Regions from separate parts of the Homo sapiens genome. Here region 2 is linked to region 1. Evidence: read pairs that join two places in POLR2A ChIA-PET (ENCODE). Cell type or tissue: OCI-LY7. All regions are shown on one strand. Links, peaks and the distances in the headings refer to the core of each region. The heading gives the core; the rest is flanking DNA. Region 1 has its middle 200 kb from the start of BANK1. Region 2 has its middle 7.1 kb from the start of PPP3CA-DT.

The links. ChIA-PET counts read pairs that join two places held together with the same protein. Peaks named below come from ENCODE experiments on the same cell type or tissue, not always from the same donor. Only the 100,000 strongest peaks of a DNase experiment are listed, where the experiment ranks them.
Region 2: POLR2A ChIA-PET joins it to region 1 with 9 read pairs; 4 of 35 experiments call an interaction of 5 or more read pairs at or near these places.

Annotation. Positions count from the first base shown.
Region 1 is chr4:101,583,857-101,589,253 of GRCh38, reverse strand. No RefSeq gene overlaps it. Among named protein-coding and RNA genes, the nearest start is that of BANK1, 200 kb to the left of the region's middle. In OCI-LY7, for the core only: no CTCF peak of the experiment used is centred there; no DNase peak of the experiment used is centred there.
Region 2 is chr4:101,352,158-101,357,554 of GRCh38, reverse strand. No RefSeq gene overlaps it. Among named protein-coding and RNA genes, the nearest start is that of PPP3CA-DT, 7.1 kb to the right of the region's middle. In OCI-LY7, for the core only: no CTCF peak of the experiment used is centred there; a DNase peak (open chromatin) is centred at 2,084; H3K4me3 peaks cover 1,210 bases; H3K27ac peaks cover 571 bases.

The sequences.
Region 1 (5,397 bases), core at 210-5,209:
TCCATTTGTCCTTGGAGATAGGTTATTATATATTATTCTATTTGTTTACAAAATATGTTACATCACATAATGGAGTATTGTTATCAAACTCTCAGGCAAACTAGAGAACTCTGTGGAAATTTACAGTTTTATTTTTCCCTGATACATTATGTGTTGTTTTTGATAGCACTCATTCAGACTGAGAGGTCATGCTAGGAGTACAACTTAAAGTTTATTAACTTGTTGGTATGTAAAACTTTCCCTTACATCTTGACCTGAATCATTTGCATATTTCTATGGACTTCTTTATTTGTAAGAGAGGAGGGAATGTCATATACTCAGAAACCTAGATTTCTATGAGTAATGGAACTACAGAAATCTGAGTGTTTAAATCCGAAAACACTCAGATTAACTTTTTAAATTTATATACAAAACATGCAAAGCCCTCTTTCAGAAACCCTTTCTTTCCCAAGGCATTCAAACATGTGAGAAGTTGTTCAAATGCATTATTTATCAGGGAAATGCATATTAAAACTCTGATGAGTTACTGCTTCCCACACATTAGAATGACTAAAATTAAGAAGACTGGCAACATCCAAAGTTCCTGTTGCAAGTGATGTAACTGAAACTCTAAGAAATGTCTAGTGAGAGTGAACCATTTTAGGAAACAGTTTATCAGCCTCTTATATAAAAGGTACACCTACCCATTGATACAGTATTTCTGCTTCAAAATATTTACACAAGAATGTTAAAACAAAAATAAAAAATAAAATAAAATAAAATAACTGTACGGGAATGTTTATATCAGTTTAATCATAACAACACTAAATTGGAGACTAAATTCCATTGATTCCCTCAATGGAAAAATGAGTGAACAACCTGTACTATATTTATACCCTGGGAAACTGCTCAAAACTAAAAAATGAACTACTAATGTGACATGGATAAATTGCAAAAGAAACACACATATACACATATAAAACTCAAGAAAGACAAAACTAACCTATGGTGATAGAAATCAGAAAAGTAGAGTACATTGGTTGTCTTGGTGGGATGAGGGGGAATTATTTAGAGTAATGAAATTTTTATCATATATAGTTATTTGCCAAAATGTATGAATATCTATGCATTTTATTAAATGCAAAGTATATCTCATTTTTTTTGAGACAGTCTCGCTCTGTCGCCCAGGCTGGAGTGCAGTGGCTCAATCTCGGCTCACTGCAAGCTCCACCTCCGAGGTTCACACCATTCTCCTTCCTCAGCCTTTTGAGTAGCTGGGACTACAGGCACCCGCCACCACATCTGGCTAATTTTTTGTATTTTTAGTAGAGACAGGGTTTCACCGTGTTAGCCAGGATGGTCTCGATCTCCTGACCTCGTGATCTGCCTGCCTCGGCCTCTCAAAGTGCTAGAATTACAGGCATGAGACACCGCGCCCGGCCGTATATCTCAATTTTTTTTAAAAAAGTCTATTACAGAAAACGTAAAACTCAGGATACTGTTTGCCTCTGAGAGAGGTAGCAGGATAGGCTAGAAAAGGACTACTCACTGGCCAATACTGGAAGTTTCTAAGGTTGTAAATGAGGTGATATGTTCATAGATGTTTATTTTATTACTCTGCTATGTAATATACATAAGTTATGTATATTGACTTGCCTTTATCAACTATTATAATATTTTTCAAAATTCTTTTTCACTTTTCTGGCATTTTTTTTTAATTCCAGAATTAAAATGTCCTTGAGTTTGCTTTGGAATATTATTAACTGGTGAATTAATTCTTTTAAAGGTATAGGACCATTCAGACGTTCATTTCTTGAGTCAGTTTTAGCACATACCTTTCTAGAAAGGTATATATTTTATCTAAGATTTCAAAAATATTGACACAGAGTGCTGACAATGTCCCTAATCTTTTCAGAGTCTACATATTTTTGTTAGTTTTATTCTTAATTAATAATAGTTTTTAATATTTTTCTGCCTTTGTCTTTTTATTTACATATCTTCCTTGAAAAATTATAAATTTCATCCTCTTTTGGCTTTGCTGATTCTTTCTGTTATGTTTTCTACTTTAGTAGTTTCAAGTCTTTTATTCATCATTTCCTTTCTTCTTCTTTTTTTTTTTCTCCTTGGGTTAGATATTTGACTCATTAATTTCAAACTTTCCTTTTTTCTATTATAAGTATTAATACTTTAAATTTCCTATAAGTTATGCTTTGGTTGTATCTCATAACTTTTTTCATACAGTTTTGTCATTATTATTTACTTATAAATATTTTCTAGCTTACATTATGATTTTTACTCCTAAGATAAAAACTTTTTTAGATTTTTAAGACAAATTTTTTTCTGGTTATGTTTTGTTGTTCTTCCTTAATTAATTGCAATGTGGTAGTATGATGTGGTTTGTGTGCTTACAATTATTTAAAAATATTGAGACGATTTTTTAGAAGTTCTGTATATTCTGCAGATCTAGGTTTCTATACATGTCCATTTCACAAACCTTGACATTTTTGTTGCTCTTATTTTCTGAGTTTTTATACTTGAGATAAATGTAAAACAAAAAATTTCATTTATTCGGTGAATTGCTATTTACCTGTGAGATATTAATTCAATTAACATTCTTCGCATTTCCACTATATGTTTCAGACTACACTCAATGATCAGGGCCATAAGATCTTTTACTCCCTAAAGATGTATTTAAAACTTTTGTCTGGTATTACAATGGGGAAGACAAATAATATAAATGAATACATACAATATCTGATATAAGTGATATAAATGTAAGTTCACTCTATGAAATCACAAAGGTGGGACTAACCAAATTTCAGATTATCTGGGAGGTCTTCCCAAATGAGCAAATATTTCAGCTAGATCTTAAAGGGTGAATGGAAATTCTGAGAGCTGGAGAAATAGAAAGCAGAGGGAAAAGGCATTTTAGGTAGAGAAAATAGTGCTTGATATTAGAGAAATTTGGAGTATATCCACACAGGTAGGACATGGTGTGCTTGTGAAGCATGATAGGAGAGAAGGGGACTTATATGTCAGAGTGTAACTGTGGATTCAAGAGTCAAAGGCATTTGAAGATAAGATGAATGACCCACGGGAGAAATCGGCACTATTTGTTGAGAAGGTAAAGTTTGGGCTATGTTCTAATGAAAGGAGGCTTTGGATGGAGCAAGAGGCAAACAAAGAGTACTTTAAGAAATATTGGTAGTAGAGCAAAAGCTTAGAGCATATTTAAGAGGTCCCCTGGCATTTGCATTGGAAAACAATAAAAGAAAAGTTTTTAAACAATGCGGGTAGAACTGGAGATATCATAAATACCTGGCTGAAGAGTTGGTAACTGTTCTTGTAGGTTCTGTAGGTGTTATAAGCACAAAATGTATAATACACTTAATTTACATACACTTTTACAAATAAAAATATCGTACATGAATTAGAAATATTTTATTTTCTTTAACAATGATACCTGAGAGATCTCATACTATATGTGATGATGCATATGTTAATTTGCTTGACTATACTCATCCTTTCACCTATTTATGATTTATATTATAACATCATGTTGGCCAGACATGGTGGCTCACACCTGTAATCGCAGAACTTTGGGAGGCTAACATAGGAGGATCATTTGAGTCCAGGAGTTTGAGACAAGCCTGAGCAACATAGCAACACTTCATCTCTATAAGAAAAAAATAAAAAAAATTAGCCAGCTTGATGGCAAGCACCTGTAGTCTCAGCTTGGGGGGCTGAGGTGGAAGTTTTCCTTGAGCCCAAGAGTGCAAGGCAGCAGTGAGCTAGGATAGTGCCATTGCACTCCAGCCTGGGTAATATATCAAGGCCTTGTCCCTAAACAACAATAACAAAAGCTATACTGTGTACCTTAAATAATATACAATAAAAACAAATTAAGAAAAATAACAATGCCTGTATATTGTTAGGGAGAAATATTAGGAAAAAATAGAGTGGAGCAGGGACAGGTTCTATACCTCAATGGTCTTCAAACTTCCCCACACATACATCTCAAGTTATTTTCATAATTTAAAAGGTTTAAAATTTTTATTTTCAGCATACTGCAATAATATATTAAATATTCTAATTGAATGTAATTGCTATTAATATAAAATCAAATAAGATTATGACTTTTGAAAAATACGAGGCCAGGCGTGTTGGCTCATGCCTGTAATCCCAGCACTTTGGGAAGCCGAGGCGGGCGGATCACAAGGTCAGGAGATCGAAACCATCCTGGCTAACATGATGAAACACTGTCTCTACTAAAAATACAAAAAAAAAAAAAAATTAGCCAGGCATGGTGGCGGGCACCTGTAGTCCCAGCTACTCAGGAGGCTGAGGCAGGAAGATGGAGCAAACCCAGGAGGTGGAGCTCACTGCACTCCAGCCTGGGCGACAGAGCAAGACTCTGTCTCAAAAAAAAAAAACAAAAGAAAGAAAGAAAAATACGAAATATGCACAGTAAGTTTTTATTGGAAATGCAACTAAAAGTAAATGGCGATTTTTTTCAGTTTGTTTATAGATTTGTGACTATTTATTGCTAGAATTTTTTTTATATTTAGATATATGTAAGCATGAGAAAAATGGTTTACATAAATAAGTCGATGAAAATGGGAGAAGTTTATTATAACAGTATTAATTTATTGAATACTTTCAGACTTATATATCAAAAATCACATAGTGAACATTCAACAAAAGATATGTTTAATGATTTACCAATGGTCAACCCAATTCTTGTTTTTAAAGGAAAATAGAAACCATCTGAGTCACCAAATTATTTCTTAGTCATTGAGAATCATTCGTTTTTTCAATTTCTAGGAAATATACCAAAAATAAAAAACACCACCTTACCAAGACTTACCAAATAACTACTAATTCTATTTCTAACTCATTTGCTAAAATTGCTATATTATCATGACATGTTTAGAAAGGGTTGGAAATACAAAAAAGTTGTTACTTTTAAATACACACTTTCCAGTGCATTACGTATTAAGAAATTACTTAACTTGCAACTTAAATCTGTATTTTTCAAAAGCAAGGAATTGCAGATTTAGATCCCTGAATTATAAAATATTTCTTACAAATATAATGGACCAATCCAGTCTTCATTGTCAAGCCAATAAAACTTATTGTCAATATGTAAAATATAACTTCATTTTTCAAGTAAAATAAATATTTTAATAAAGATGCCCATGAAAATATATCACTTCAAATTCCATCTCGGAGAAAGATAGATCAGGAAGCTGGACATGGATTAGATATCTGGGTGAAACATTTATCGATGCTCTCTGCTCCGCTATCTCAGATATCTCTTTCCAAGATTTAAATTAAAGGAAGACACACCTTTCTTTTATAAAGCATAAAAAGGGTAATTTGTATAAAGGAATATGAGAAAGAATAATTGGCATGATT
Region 2 (5,397 bases), core at 151-5,150, 230 kb after region 1:
TTTAATTAAAAACTTTAATTTTTAGTAATATGTTTTGTGTGTGTGTGTGTGTGCGCGTATGTTCCACAGTAATTCCAGGACTAACTGTGGCATGTGAAACAGATAAGACAAATGTCCTAGTCACTGGGTTGTAATGAGTAGCATATGGGTCCCACAGGATTAGATGGGTTATTTAGATACGCTGATTGGCATTATTACCCTTTATAAATGTTTGATCTCTAATTTCAGACATGTGGGAGAATCACATAACTCTGCCTCCCTTGAAATTAGGTTTAGCCAAATGATGAATTCAGCCTATGGAATGTGAGTGTGGTCATTCATGAGTATCACTTCCAGGCAGAAGCATTTGATTGCTAGGGCTTAGACCTTCAGCCCTCTCCAGCCCTGTTGGGTGACTGTGGAACCAGGTGTTAATATTTGTGCTATCTGATTGTAGGAGGCTGGAATGCTGAGTCAGCCTGGAGGGCTGCCCAGACCTGCAGAGAAATTCAAACTTTTGTTAAGCTACCAAGATTTTCCATTTTTACTGCAGCATAGCCTATAACCTGCCTGATGATGACATGGCAATAGGCATGGAGAATATTCAGTCAATAGCTCAAAAATTCCCCAAGACTGCCTAGTCAGAGTCTATCTATCCCTCTTTCCATCCATACTAATTTTTCTCCTTTAATTTTTTTGTACTGAGTGTGCTATAGAAACAATGGTATGGGCAAGGATGAAGGTAGAATATGGTCATTGTCTGCTGAAGAAGAGCATTGCCATAAGCACCAGAATCAGTAGGTGAAAACTTACAGAGGGCGTAAAGTAACAATCTTAGTGGCTCTTTTTAGGGGTCTTTGGTTGTAAGGAACATAACACTCAAACTAGCTGTAGAAAATAGGGTTTATTGTAAGGGTATTGAGGGGTTTATATATCCAGAAAAAAATTAAACAATGATGCCTTGGAAGGACAAAAAGAACACAGATTTTGAAATGTCTCTTTCTGCTCTCTCCGCCCCTGTTGAATCTGACCTATTACCCCTCTACCCAGAATGGCTTCATCTGTTTACATGCCTTGCACATGAATCATGTGCTAGTGGCTACGTTAACCCCAGCCTGCATTTCCCTTTATTCAAACAATAACCGTACACTTTCCTTTGAATTTTAAGGGCAAGCCCTTCACAGAAGGCATCTGATTAATCTAGCTTACTTGTGCAAATTAGATTAGGGAAGTTAAAGGTTACCAGCCCATAGGTACCCCCTAGTCAGATGTTCATCCACCCTAGTCCAATCCCCTGTAATGGCAGTAATTAAACCTGTGACCTGATGATCACTTGGCAGGTGAGGCTACTGAGGCATTTTACCTACAGCAGGGATATGGGCAGGACGGGCACCCTAAAGCATATTAACACAATTTCTAAGACAGACTAGATTTCTTTGGGCTGGGCACAGGTAACACCCTGAAATAGAGAGGGAAACTCTTTTGAGGACTGCTCCTAAACAACCATAACCCAAACCGTATCCACTTCCTCTCTGAAAATTGCTGCTATCTGTCCTAACTTATCACCAGGGAATAGCTTAGATGTTGCAAGCAAACAATAGAACCCTTTGTGTATTTGGAGAAGGAAGAAATATGAGTAATACTGTGTCTTCCCTTGGATCTATATAAGTAATTATTCTTACAGTACGGATGTGTGAGAGACACACCTCGTGCTAAAAACTAAACTCCTGAATTCCATCTGTCATCCTCAAGGCCTGAGTCCACTCTCTACGAAAGTTGACTCTGTAACTTTAAAAAATCTAAATGTGAAATTTTAGTTTTTCCTAAAAATATTTGAAATGCTTATTTAAACTATTTAGAAGGTTAGAAAAACTAACCCAGACTAACATTGTAATCAAATATTTGTTTTTTTTCAACAAACATATATTAAGCACCTGGAATATGGTAGGCATGTTACAGGCGATGGAAATTCAATTGGGAACAAAACAAAGTCCCTGCTCTCAAGGTTCATATTATCTAAGTAGATGACAGAAGACCAACAAACAAATAAATCAAACACAGCACACATACAGATGCAACGTCAAGTAGTTATAAATACTGAAAAGGAACTGAAACCCTATAAAGAGGCAGAGAGTGATGAGGTGCTATTTTTGTTAGGTATACAAGTCTACCTTGTCAAGATCACAAATAATTTCTCTTTTTATTAAAATCAACAATCAAATTTCAGTTGTCATTTTACTTAACCTATCAGCATGGTTGACACAATTCATTTGCTTGACTGTGGGGACGTTACCTTTCAATCCCAGAAGCTGCTTCTTTCAGTTGGTTTTGCTGGAACCTCCTATTCTTCCTACCTTCTAACTGAAATAAAGCACTATTATGCCCACGATTTCCAATTTTATACACAAGACTTTCAAGTTCAGGCTTATATATCCGACTGCCCACATGCCATTTCCACTTCCATGTACAATATGCGCCTCAGAGTTAACATATCTAAAGCTAACTTTAGATCTTCTCCAGCAAATATGCTGTCCATTTCTAATGTTTTCTTTCTTAGTAAATGTTAACTCTTATCTTCCATTTGCTGAGACTCAAAATCTTGTAGTTCTTGATTCTTCTTTTTTATTTTTCTCACATCCTGTATCCAATCCATCAGCAAATTCTGTTAGTTCTACTTTTAAAATGCATTTTTGGTATTGGATGCTTTTCACCACTGTCTTCTAAACTATATAACCCAAACTACCTTACTTCTATTGGATTATGACAATAGTCCTTTAACTACATCTTCCCATATCTATTCATTCTTCCTTCCCTCCATTACATCCAGGGTCAGTTTTTACCAAAGAATGATTGTTTTCTTTAAACTTAAGTCCTATCATATCATTTCCTAACAAAATCCCTTTCATTTCACCCAGAATAAAATTCAGTCGTTCCTATGGTTAAGGCCCTACATAATCTGACTTTTCATGATCTCCCTAACCTTATCTTGTACCACTCTTTCGAGTTCATTCTGCTCCAACTACCCTGGCTTCCTTTCAGAGTTTGTAAACATGTCAACCAGACTCTTAACTCTGGACCTTTGCATATGCAGTTCCTTTTACTGGGAACTCTCTTCTTCCACATAGTGGCATAAATATCTTCATTATTTCATTTGAATCTCTGTTCAAATATCACCTTCTCAGAGAGGACTTCCCAGTCCAAGCTGTCTACAACAAGTACAGTGGTACTTTAGTATCTGTGGAGTTTGGTTCCAGGACTTCTTGAGGATACCCAAATCCACACACACTAAAATCCCTGATATAAAATGGTGTAGTATTTGCATGTAACCTTTGCACATCCCCCTGTATATTTAAAATCATCTCTATATTACTTATAATAGCTAACACAATGTAAATGCTATGTAAATAGTTTCTACACTGTCTTGTTAGGAAATAATGACAAGAAAAGAAAGTCTGCACATATTCAGTATACAAGTAGTTATCTTTTTTCCCGAAATATTTTTGATTCAAAGTTGGTCGAATCCATGAACGTAGAATCCACAGATACAGAGGGCTGACTATAGTACCCTTCTTCTCATCACTTCCCTCAATGTTCTTACCACTATGCATTGTTTGCACTTATTACTTAGTCTGCCTGACATGTTGTGTGTGTGTGTGTGTGTGTGTAACTGTTATTAATTGTTCTTTACTATTATCTGTCTCTCCTCACTAGAACATAAGTTTTATGAGGGCAGACACTTTGCTTTGCTTTTTTTCATATTATATTCCTAGTGCCTGATACGTATAGGTGTTCAATAAATACCCCCCCTTTTTTTTCTCCTGAGAGAGAGTCTCGCTCTGTTGTCCAGGCTGGAGTGCAATGATACTATCTCGGCTCACTGTGACCTCCACCTCCCAAGTTCAAGCGATTCTCCTGTCTCAGCCTCCCAAGTAGCTGGGACTACAGGCAGCTGCCACATGGTTGGCTAATTTTTATATTTTTAGTAGAGATGGGGTTTCACCATGTTGGCCAGGCTGGTCTCAAACTCCTGACCTCAGGTGATCCACTCACCTTGGCCTCCCAAAGTGCTGGGATTATAGGTGTGAGCCACCACACCCAGTCTCAGTAAATACCTTGTGAATATATGCCTTCCACTAGCCATGAACAGTAGTAAAAAAAAAAATCTCACTAATTGGAAGTAAATGGAAAGAAGGCTAGCCAATTCTTCTAAATGGTAGAATATTTACTTGCAATTTTTAATCAATAATTGGCAAAATCTGTTTCAAGTAAAAAATATGTCTTTGCCAACTTAGATGAGTGAAACTCGTTACTAATTCTTATATTGATTTTGTATATGCAAATGTGCTTTTAAAGGCTCTGACAAACTTTCTCCTAAATTGATTTACCAGGTCTCCTATAATTTGTCTGTACCTGTAGTTTGATTAGTAAGCCTTTTGCTGGTATTGTTGAAGTTATTCTCAAAGCACCTAAAATATAAACTTAGCTCATTTCATGTCAAATATTCTGAAATTCTAAGTTTAGAGAATCCATAATACATAAAGTTTTACAGCATGTATATTTCTTGGATGTTTAAAAATATAATAGCACATATATTTTAAATGCAAACATTTATGACTTGGAACCATTAATTTATTCATAATTTTCAAAATGTGTAATAAAATTAGAATTCAAAGTAAGAGAAAGGACTAATAACATTTCTCTCCAGCATATATGTGTGTGTGTGTGTGTGTGTGTGTGTGTGTGTGTGTGTGTGTGTGTAGGGGTGGGGATGCATGTTTTTAATTTCATGGGTCATATTGAAATTTCTCTGAGAGTAGGAACAATGTTACTTAGGCTAGTAACTTATATAGTGGACACCAATACATTTTAAAAATTCATTCAACAAAATTTGTTGAGCACCTACTCTGTGCCCAAAACTAGGATATGAGATGATGATACAAACATATTAATAAATAAAATAAATATGAAAATTTATTAAATACAAATGTATAATGATCACAGATTGTCTTGTCAAATTTTACATAAAATATATCTGTCTGTATTACACTTAGCATATAATTCCATAAATTATAGTTTAATCCTAATGGGAAAAAATTAAATTTATTCCTGAATACATTTGATACAAAAATTTTTAATGTTCCTTGAAAAATAACTTCTTTAAATGGGTAAAACTGCCTTCTGAAAGAAACAAGGCTCAACAAAATTTCAAGAGCAATAAAAAAATAGGTAATAAAACTTCCTTTTAGTTTGAACCTCAAATTAGATCTATGTAGAATAGCATATTTCATAGAACCTCTATGGAAGTAGGGTAGAACTAGAAAATGTGAGAAGGAAATGTCACAGGAATTAGCTTTAAGATAATAAATCAAAGTCTCATATACATTCATGGCCCTATCAGGATTGACTGTCCTACTTTGC